2 separate regions of the Homo sapiens genome follow, and region 2 is linked to region 1. Evidence: chromatin loops called from intact Hi-C (ENCODE). Cell type or tissue: Caco-2. All regions are shown on one strand. Links, peaks and the distances in the headings refer to the core of each region. The heading gives the core; the rest is flanking DNA. Region 1 has its middle 74 kb from the start of TFCP2L1. Region 2 overlaps TFCP2L1 (transcription factor CP2 like 1).

Evidence for each region. Hi-C counts contacts between places; a loop is a spot of excess contacts. Peaks named below come from ENCODE experiments on the same cell type or tissue, not always from the same donor. Only the 100,000 strongest peaks of a DNase experiment are listed, where the experiment ranks them.
Region 2: a loop joins it to region 1, with 6 times the contacts of the local background. A loop is called at or near these places in 2 of 110 quality-filtered maps.

The regions. Positions count from the first base shown.
Region 1 is chr2:121,208,248-121,213,619 of GRCh38, reverse strand. No RefSeq gene overlaps it. Among named protein-coding and RNA genes, the nearest start is that of TFCP2L1, 74 kb to the left of the region's middle. In Caco-2, for the core only: a CTCF peak has its summit at 2,769 (motif pointing right); DNase peaks (open chromatin) are centred at 2,189 and 2,639.
Region 2 is chr2:121,270,684-121,276,055 of GRCh38, reverse strand. The region is part of intron 2 of TFCP2L1 (transcription factor CP2 like 1); the gene reads left to right. Among named protein-coding and RNA genes, the nearest start is that of TFCP2L1, 12 kb to the left of the region's middle. In Caco-2, for the core only: no CTCF peak of the experiment used is centred there; a DNase peak (open chromatin) is centred at 2,735.

The sequences.
Region 1 (5,372 bases), core at 139-5,138:
CTAGGAAGGGGCAAACAAGCTCCCTAGGGCCTCTTTTACAAGGGCATTAACCCCATTCATGCGGGCTCCACCCTCATGGCCTCATACCTCCCAAAGGCCCCACCTGCATGTACCATCACCTTGGAGGTTAGGCTTCAACATCGGAAGCGGGGGAGGGAACACAAGCATTCAGTCAATAGCAACGGGATTGGGTTCAAGAGCTCAGAGTGGAACTAGGGAGCCTGGCAAGCTCAGGGCCCAAGAGTTCCCCTGTACCACCGTCTTTCCTTCTGGTATGGCTGCTGGCTGCCCCATCCGCCTGCACAGCCTCTGCCCCAACAGAGAAACTAGAGGTGAGCTAGGACACAAGAGTGGGATGGTGTGAACTCGGCAGCACCTCGCAGCAGCCGAGGCCCAGAGCAGCATGGGCCCACAGCAAAGGCTTCTTCCTTTCCATTCAAACTGCGAGAGCTCGGCAGGCCCCAGCGCAGGTGCGGCTCGGGTCGCTGTCCTCGGCCTCCCGGTGGGCAGGAGCCGGCAGCCGCCCTGCAACGTGGTCTATTTCCAGCAAACCACCCCCCTCCCCCCCAGCCATGATGCGGGCGTGAGGCTTTCCGGCTATTTCCCAGGATGTCTCTTCAGGCAGCGGGGTGCAGCACTGTGGTTCTGAAACTGGAGGGCTTGTTCTAAAGATGGCTGGGCCCTCGGCTCGGTGGGTCTGATCGGGGGCCTGGGAATTTGTATTTCTAAGAAGTCCCCAGGTGATGCTAACACCGTTTGTCCAGGGACCACACTTCGGGAGCCCCTGATGTAGCGGAGAACTGCCTAGCTTCTCATTCAGCCTCCGGCTGTGTGACCTTGCCCAAGGTCGCCTAACTTTTCTGTTTTGCTTGCCTCATCCGTAAAATTAGTCCACGAGGACTAATACTCGTGCCTGCCTCGCAGGACGATTATAACGAGTAAATGAGCTGAATTTACTTCAAGAGCTTGGAATGGCCCCGGCACATATTAAAGCGGTGAGAGGCAGGAGGCTTTTATTCATGGCTTGTAGTGGCTGGGTGGTGTCCCAGTGCATCGGAATCTTCAGGAGGGCCGGAAAGCCACCTGCACTGCACTGCGGGGGTTCCCCGCCCGCAGTCTCCCATTCAGTGGTGGGGTGCGGGTCTGAGAATGTGCATTCCTAACAGGTTCCCCCGGGGGCTGTTGCTGCTGGCCTGGAGGCACCTGCCCTCTCTTTCTGGGGAGGAACCTCCAAGAGGGATAGTGACTCACTCGGGTGGGGTGGGACAGAGGGGGACTAGAGAATGTTAGGGTCCAATGACACAAAGGTGACCCAGAGCCTGACAGCTGGCTGGTAGCTATGGGATCCTCTGCGCCTCCCTGTAGGGGAAGATGATTTGAGTAGTGAAACCTGTTGATGACCCTCCCACCCCCCAACAGACACACACACACACATGCACACAGACACACACACACACACGGAACCAGAGGGGCCTCCCGGGTACAGGTGTGGATGCCACTGGCTCTCGACCCCACTCTCTGCCCTGGGTCAGGTGAGTAGCCACACTCAGCGCTTCTGCTTCTGGAAGTCCTGGGCTGTGGCGGCTCCCACATCGCTGACTGGGGCTGTCCACATGGAAGACCCGTGAAAGTCACCAGTGGGAAGCAGGTGCATGCACTGTTTGGGCCTCTACCGGGTAGGCTGAAGATTCCACCTGGAGTGTGTCAGACAGGATAGGCCCTGGGAGGCTGACTCACGAGGACCAAACCCTGAGGAGCCTGAGGGAATCACTCCTGTGGGTGAGAGGAGGAAATCAGCCATATGGCTCTGGAGGATCCTGGCAGCCTGAGGACACTCTAAGGTGCAAAGCAGAATCCTCAAGGGAAGGGTGTCTGGGCAGGTTCTCCCAGCTGAGCCTCTGCTGGAACAAAGCTGGCTTTCCCCTGGTCCTCCAGCCAGGAAGCGCAGGCCCTTAGGCTTGGCTTGGACACTGTTCCTTGGACCCACCAGGGGCGGACCCAGGTCTAGACAGTCCCCTCCCGCCCCCCATTCCCAAACCCTCTGATAAACATGCTTTGGGGGAAGACTGCACGCCCTGCTTGCTCCAGCCCTGCTCAGCCCCAGGTTGCCTCGCCCAGGGAAGAATCTGGTGGCCAGGAGGCTTCCAGAGCTAGGTTGGGTTGAATATTAACCTGCCTTGATTGGGTGGAACAATATTTAAACTCAATTACAAGAGAAAGGGGTTATCTGGAGAGGGCTTATCAGGCCAGAGCAGCTATTGAAATATCTGATAAGCCCAGAGGTTGACATTGGAGTGGGGGAGGAGCTGGCCCCAAACACTAGTCCAGAGAGGAGAAAGGTGGATGAGGAAAATCGACCAACTTCCCTCCCTTCCTCCTGTCATCCCTTCTTTCTCCTCCTCTCCCTCCATTCCCTTTGTTCACATATGCTTTTTGAGTATCAGGGGCAGGCCCAGCTCTTTCCTGGCACCAACAGCTCACAGAACTTGCTGGGCCTTACTCTTCCTCTGGGCTCTTCCTCTGAGCTCCCATGGGCTCCTGTGCCTAGGCTGTAACTGTCCATCTTTCTGTCCGCCTCTCCCACTGGGAGGAGCTCCTAGAGACAGAGTTTGGTCTGCCTGATCGCTGCCACTCTGGAATCCAGCCCAGGGCCTGGCAGGGAGAAGCCTGCTAGGAGTGTTTGTTGAATGAGTAAGAGATAGCAAGAGGTGCTGGGCAAACGAGGGACTGGGACCTGAAAGCAGCGGTGAAGGGAGCCTGTGCCGGCAGGGGGCAAGCTGCTATATGGTGACGTGTCACCTTAGCACAGAGAGAATGGGGACAGAGGACAGTGAGTTCGGATGGGGCAGTAGGGATTGGGAAGAGGACAAACATGGGCACAGGGATGTGGTGTGGGCCGGCAGGAGGAGGCCTGTGAGGGGCTCCCCCAGCCAGGTATTGCCCGTGCCTTGTCTGAAGGGATCCAGGATGTACCACACTGAAGAGGGTTTTCTGGTTTATTTTTTTATTTTTTTATTTTTTTATTCCCCTTAATCTGCCTAAAAGCAGAGGCTCCCAAAAGAATTCAGCTGCCAGAAATCCTTTCCCTGGAACTTTCAAAACCAGAGAGATGGACTCCTATCACCAAATACAAGAATTCAAGAAGTCAGCACTGGCACCAAGATAAGAAATCACCAGAACAGACATAGTTGCAAAACTGTCCTAGCTGCCATCTGTTCTCCTAGGGGCCATTTATCTTTCCTAAAAGTAAAATGGTCCTTCTCTTCCCTCTTCCCCTATTAACATGGTATATAAGTCCCAAATTATAACCACCTCCTTGAGTTGCATTTTTCTTTTCTTTTCTTTTTTGAGACAGAGTCTCACTCTGTCACCCAGGCTGGAGTGCAGTGGCACCATCTCGGCTCACTGCAACCTCCATCTCAAGCAATTCTCCTGCCTCAGCCTCCCAAGTAGCTGGGATTACAGGCACCCGCCACTGCGTCCAGCTAATTTTTGTATTTTTAGTAGAGATGGGCTTTCGTCATATTGGCCAGGATGGTTGTGAACGCCTGGCCTCAGGTGATCTATCCACCTCGGCCTCTCAAAGTGCTGGGATTACAGGTGTGAGCCACCACGCCTGGCCACATTTTTCTTTTTATTTATACTTGTTTTATCCTTTTCTCCTTTTTTCTCTTTTCTTTTTTTTTATTTTTTATTTTTAACATTTCTTTCTTTTTTTTCTTTTTCCTTTATCTTCTTCTTCTTTTTCTTTTTTTTTTTTTTGAGACAGTTTCTCACTTTGTCACCCAGGCTGTAGTGCGGTGGATCATAGCTCGCTGCAGCCTTGAACTGAGTCACATTTTTCTGTGAAACTCCCTCATAGGTATGAGAATAAAAATCCATCTTTTTTCTCTAGCGAATCTATCTTTTGTCAGTTTAATTCGCAGGCCCCTAGTCACTGAACATAAGAGGACACAGGAAAAGTTTTTCCTCCCTATTATCTCATCTGCACTCACAGCACCTTTTCAGGCAGTTGTTAAAGTCTCTGCTTTGCCTGTGAGGAGACTGAGGCTCAGAGAATCTGGGCAGCTTCTTCAGGGACACACAGCTAGTCAGGGGGCAAAGTCAGGCTTCTGACCCAGGTCCGTCAGCTCCAAAGACTGTGCCACCGTCCCATGTGGCTGCGGGGAGGCTGATGCTGGGGAGCAAATGCATCCGGATAAGGTGCTGCTCCTGGCTGGGAAGGCGGATGCCAGGATATCTAGGTAGCTTGGGAGATGCCCCTCCCGGCAGTTCTTCCTGCCCATGGGGAAGCGTGCCTTTGAGACAAGCTACATACCATGCTTGTCCCCTCTCCACCTCAGCCCTGACCCAGCTGTGCCCTTGGGGCCTGTGGAAAGGGGTGAGCTAGAACCGCCTCCTCCTTCCCAGTGCTGCGCCCGCTTGCCTCTCTGGGACGGGGAGGGGTGGGATATGCGGCCAGGGGGCTGGCTTGGTTTAAGTCTTCAGCTCACAGCCCAGCCCCAGCCAGGGGATCCTGAGCCCCAACTCGTTTACAGTCCCTGCATGGGCATCTTCCCCACAGCTGCAACTGTCCCCTCTGCTGGCCCTGCTGCTGCCCTCTGGAATGTGGGCCCTAGGAAAGGAAGCCTGTCCCCGGGTACCTGCAGATGCAGCTCTTCCTCTGGGCTGCCGTGGGCTGCTGGGCTCCAGGGTTCTGCCCCAATACTCAGGCCACCTCCTCTCAGGTGAGGTGCTCACCCCTCTCCAGCACCTTCTGCTGACCGTCCCTGCCCCTCTATTGTGGATGGACTTGGGAGGCCAGTTCTGTGCTTCACCTCCTTCCACCTTCCTCCTTCATCTGTCCCTTTCATTCATTCTTTCCCTCTTGAAGAGAAAGTGGACTCAGAGTTCCAGCTGATCTAGCAGGGAGACCCTGGCTCTGACCCCCATAGGCTGTTTTCTTTTTTCTTTTTCTTTTTTTTTTTTTGAGACAGGGTCTCACTCTGTCACCCAGGCTAAAATGCAGTGATGTGATTTCAGCTCACTGCAGCCTCAACCTCCCTGGGCTCAGGTGATCTTCCTACCTCAGCCTCTCAAGTAGCTGGGACTACAAGTGTGTGCCACCACACCCGGCTATTTTTTTTTTTTTTTGTATTTTTGGTAGAGACAAAGTTTCACTATGTTGCCCAAGCTGGTCTCAAGCAATCCACCTGCCTTGGCCTCCCAAGGTGCTGGGATTACAGCTGTGAGCCACTGCATCTGGCCGACTGTTTGCCATTTAATCTCCCTAAAGTCTCTTTTTTTAAAAAAAATGGGGACTAGGACCAGCCTGACCAACATGGAGAAACTCCATCTCTACTAAAAATACAAAATTAGCCAGGTGTGGTGGC
Region 2 (5,372 bases), core at 247-5,246, 62 kb before region 1:
GTAAGGCAAGCAATATACAGACTTGTCCTGTGCTGCTGATGTTCTTGCCGAATTCCTCATTGAACTAATTTTTGTAGCTTAGAAATATGTTTTCCTTTGTCAGAGAGGTTCCTCTCAGTATTCTTTTTAGCCGTTCCCAATAATTTATTCTTACAGAGGGTTATAACCGTTAAGACTTCCTTCTCAACTGGGCGCGGTGGCTCACGCCTGTAATCCCAGCACTTTGGGAGGCTGAGGCAGGTGGATCATCTGAGGTCAGGAGTTCTAGACCAGCCTGGCCAACGGGGTGAAACCCCATCTTTACTAAAAATACAAAAATCAGCTGGGCGTGATGGCGGGCACCTGTGATCCGAGCTACTTGGGAGGCTGAGGCAGGATAATTGCTTGAACCCAGAAGGCAGAGGTTGCAGTGAGCCAAGATTGAGCCACTGCACTCTAGCTTGGGTGATAGAACGAGACCCTGTCTCAAAAAAAAAAAAAAAAAAAAGACTTACTTCTATACTTTTTCTTAAAAAAACAAATGGATGAGATTATGCTTTATGTGGTTGTTTCTTGCTTTTATTAAATACTGTTCTTGTAATAACATTTTCCATTATTATTAAAAGTATCCTAAACATGTAAAATGTCTACATGTTATTTCTTTTTTTTTTTTTTTTTGAGATGGAGTCTCGTGCTGTCGCCCAGGCTAGAGTGCAGTGGCGCGATCTCGGCTCACTGCCAGCTTCGCCTCCTGGGTTCACGCCATTCTCCTGCCTCAGCCTCCCAAGTAGCTGGGACTACAGGCGCCGCGACTACAGGCGCCCGCCGCCATGCCTGGCTAACAGTTTGTATTTTTAGTAGAGATGGGGTTTCACCGTGTTAGCCAGGATGGTCTCGATCTCCTGAACTGATGATCCACCTGCCTTGGCCTCCCAAAGTGCTGGGATTACAGGTGTGAGCCACCGCGCCCAGCCTCTACATGTTATTTCACTATTTCCTTTTGTTATTTAGGGCAGAATATTGTCATAACTGCTGGAAAAAATATACAGTGTAATTGTTTTAGTGTCTGCCTCCCATAATAGAATGGAAGTTCTATAGGGCTGAGCCATGTATTAAATAATTTTTTTTTTTTTTTGAGACAGGGTCTTCTTGCTCTTTCACCCAGGCTGAATGCAGTGGCATAATCATGGCTCCTGCAGCCTCCACCTCCTGGAATAATTAGTCCTCTTGCCTCAGCCTCTCAAGTAGCTGGGATAAACATGTGCTACCACACTCAGCTAATTTTTCTATTTTTCGTAGATACAAGATCCCACTATGTTGCCCAGGCTGGTCTCAAACTTCTGAGCTCAAGCAATCCTCCTTGGCCTCCCAAAGTGTTGGGATTACAGGCATGAGCCACTGCCTGGCCCCTAAAATTTTAAAGTATAGGCTGAAGAATACCCCTTTTCCTAAATGCTTGGGATTGGAAGTATTTTGGATTTTGAATTTTCTTGGATTTTTGGATATTTGCATATCCATAATGAGATGTTTTGAGGCTCTGACCCACATCTAAACACAAAATTCACTTATGTTTCATATACACCTTAGGCACATAAGATGAAGGTAATTTTATGCAATATTTTAAATAATTTTGTTTATAAAACAAAGCTTGTGTACATCGAGTCATCAGAAAAGATGATCTCAGCCGCCCATGTGGACAATATGTGGGGTCACGTCAGGACTCAAAAAGTTTCAGGTTTTGGATTTTTGGATTAGGGATGCTCAACCTGTATCCTCAGTATTAAGCTGAGTGCCTTGAGAGTATAGTAGGTGCTCTGTAAATATTTAGAAAATCTAAAAATAGGCATGATTTTATCCCCCCACCAATCAGTAATGCTGCACTAGATATCTTTTTCAGTGTACCTCATTTAAGTAGCTTATTCTTCATCATATGACCAAAGGCATTGATACAATTGGTTTTTTTTTTCTTTTTTTTTTTTTTTGGAGACAGAGTCTCGCTCTGCTGCCCAGGCTGGATTGCAGTGGTGTGACCTCGGCTCACTGCAACCTCTGCCTCCCGGGTTCAAGCGATTCTCCTGCCTCAGCCTCCCGAGTAGCTGGGGTTACAGGCGCCCACTACCACGCCAGGCTAATTTTTGTATTTTTAAATAGAGACCGGGTTTAGCCATGTTGGCCAGGCTGGTCTTGAGCTCCTGACCTCAGGTGATCCACCCGCCTTGGCCTGCCAAGATACAGTTCTTAAAAAGTAGTTTTGACACATCATTCAAGACATTTTTCGTTAATTGAAAAGCCTGCTATTAAGTGTTTATAAGCCTCTATGGTAGTTACTGCATTATTCTTGTGAAGCCATCACAGGTCCTCTCCCCTTCCTTGTAATGATGTGTTTAAAGTTCTCTGAAAACATGGAAAAGATGCTGTAGGCATAAATCAAAAAGTCACTTAAACCACTGGATGCCCATTTCTCAGTGCCGTGTCAAACAAATGCCTTGAGGACCTGTGGCTTGGACATGTGTGTTTCATAGGGATGTCCTATCACCAAGCCGAGTGGCTAGTTTTAGATATGGTGAAAATGATTTGAAAAACAAACTCTGTTCTCTTCCTCTGAAAAGGTCCTTCCAAGGGGTGGATAGAGAGTTGAACAGAGGTTTGCAAACTTCCAGATAACTTCCTCTTTGTCAGTGGCCAAAGGTCATTGTAGACATATCTTCCCGAAGGCTGGAGCCTGAGGGAAGGGATGAGGAGGGTGTGGAGGGATGACAAGGGATGTGGAGGAGGAGGAGTCCGGGAGAGCAGAGAAGAGAGAACCCCAGGCAATCTGCATGGGGATTTCTGGCTTGAGATAAGAAACAACATTGCAAAAATGACTTGCGGTGGGGAATGCTTTGATATTTTCTGTCAAAACAACTCTTGAGTCTTAAGTATAGTAATGAATTTTCATAATATGCTTACTTTCATTCATTCATGGAGTAAAATTTCCTATTGGTTGGAAGAGGATGGTGGCTTGGTGAGAAGAAAGAAAAGCCACATGCAAAGGCAAGCATGGGGGTGCAGCTGAACACACTGTCTATCCCAGGAATCCTAAGCAGTTCAGGATGATGAGGGTTTCAAACACAAGGGGAAATATGAGTGATATGGCTGGAGAGGTAGACCAGATATCTGACCTAGAACTCCACCTGCCTTGCTGAGGCTAAACCATCTGGCAACCACCTGGGCAAGTCACTGAACCTTTCTTTGCCTCCAATTCCTTACCTGTGAGATGGGGGAAGTAAACTCCCTACAAAGTAGGTGCTGCCATATGGGTAAAATGAGCTAATGCATGTAGAACACTGAAATGCCGGGCACATAGCAAGCACTCACATGTCAGCCATTGTTATTAATAAAGAGGAAGCATCTCGCCAATCCTGTTTTGGAAGTTAACAAGGTCATCGAGTTGAGACTTTGATAACTTTTGCTGATTTTTATCCTCTCTTTTCCCAATTCAAAGATTAACACAGGGTTGGCTCTAAAGCTAAGAACTGCATCTCTTAGAGTTAAACGGTGGTAGCTTTGGGAAGGCTTGCTTCACTTTTCCGTTCATTCTTCACTCGCTGTACAACCACACGAGGGACATAACCCTGCGGAGAATTTCCTATGCAAGGTGTTGAAATAGCATTTTAGAAATAAAGATCACAAAAAGCACTGAACTCCTAAATGCCGTAAACTATCATGTTAAGGAGGGTTTGTATTACCTGGTAGGCGAGAACCTCAGCCTTTAGGGTGGTACTTCTTTGTTAGCACTTGAAAATTTGGAAAGCACTTTCTGATACTCTCTTCTGGGTTGTTCTCCCAAGATGCGTCGTTCCCATCTTACAGATGACCAGCTGAGAGGGTGAAATCAGGCTTCCCTCTTATATCATGTAAGTTTGAAAGCCAGGAGAGTGATTGAAGTGGGGTGCAATAATAAAGGGAGTTCTGGAAGGGGAAGCACCCTTTCTTTCTCTGGCTGCTTTTTCTTGGAGTTCCTGAAGGCAGGATTCTAGGCCAGGCACTTCGGTGCAGGAGCTCTGTCACTTGGTACTCCTGATGCAGCTCTGAGGGAGGGTGGATGAAGCTTTGTGGGGGGAAGGAATGGAGTGGGGAGAAAATGCCTCCTTGGAGAGGAAAAAAACGTCCATTATCAGTTGCTCCTACCCTACCCCCAACCCTCCTGTTTTCCACTCACAGCAACCTCAGGGAGGGAGATAAGAGCTTCAGGGGAAAGTCCTGTCTTCCCTGCTCCTAGAACCAAACAGATTTGCAGTTCTGTCTTTTTGACCAGCTTCTGCTCCAGGGAAATCACTTGATTCTTTGGAGCCCGAGTTTCCTCATTTATGAAACCAGGACAGTTTCACTTTGTGGGTTACGTGAACAACAAATACCTGGCAAACAATAAGTACCCAGTTATATTTTTCCTTCTTACCAATTATATCAGTGACTTTGAATTTAAGGAATGAGGCAAAGGATTAGTTATTTTGTTTATTGTCTTTTTTCCATAGCTGAAGTTTTCTTTCCAGATTAATTTTTAGCCTGAAGTTTGGGAATATAAACTGAATAAACCAAATGACTTTAAAACGTATTACTTAAAAAAATGTTTTCCCCTTGTTTTTTCCTGAGTATAAAGTAGTACATTCTTTTATAAAATAGAACAGCCAAACCATATATACTCTAGAAAATGTGCCATAGTTCTACCTTCCAGATTTTTCGTAGTCATACTTTAACCCATATATATCTGCTTCCATAGACAAACATGCATATAACCTTATATATGTTCGCCACGTGTACCTTTTGCTTTTTAAGACAAATGGGATCATATTTATATTTGCTGTTTGACACCTTGCTTTTTTGTTTTTTTTTTTTTATTTTTATTTTGAGACGGAGTCTTGCCCTGTCGCCCAGGCTGGAGTGCAGTGGTGCGATCTCGGCTCACTGCAATCTTTTCCTCCCAGGTTCAAGCGATTCTCCTGCCTCAGCCTCTCAAGTAGCTGGGATTACAGGCACCTGCCATCATGCCCAGCCAATTTTTGTATTTTTAATAGAGACGGGGTTTCACCATGTTGGCCAGGGTGGTTTCGAACTCCTGACTTCAAGTAATCTACCTGCCTTGGCCTCCCAAAGTGTTGGGATTACAGGTGTGAGCCACCACTCCCGGCCAACAACTTGCTTTAAAAAAAAAAAAAAAAAGTGTGTTTAGAGATGGAGTCTAGCTCTGTTGCCCAGGCTGGAGTGCAGTGACACAATCATAGCTCACTGCAGCCTAGAGCTCTTGGGCTCAAGCAATTTTCCCCTCCTCAGCCTCCTAAAGTGTTGGGATTATAGGCATGAGCCACTGTGTCCTGCTGCTTTTTTTTTTCCCCCAAACAAAATATCTTCAATGT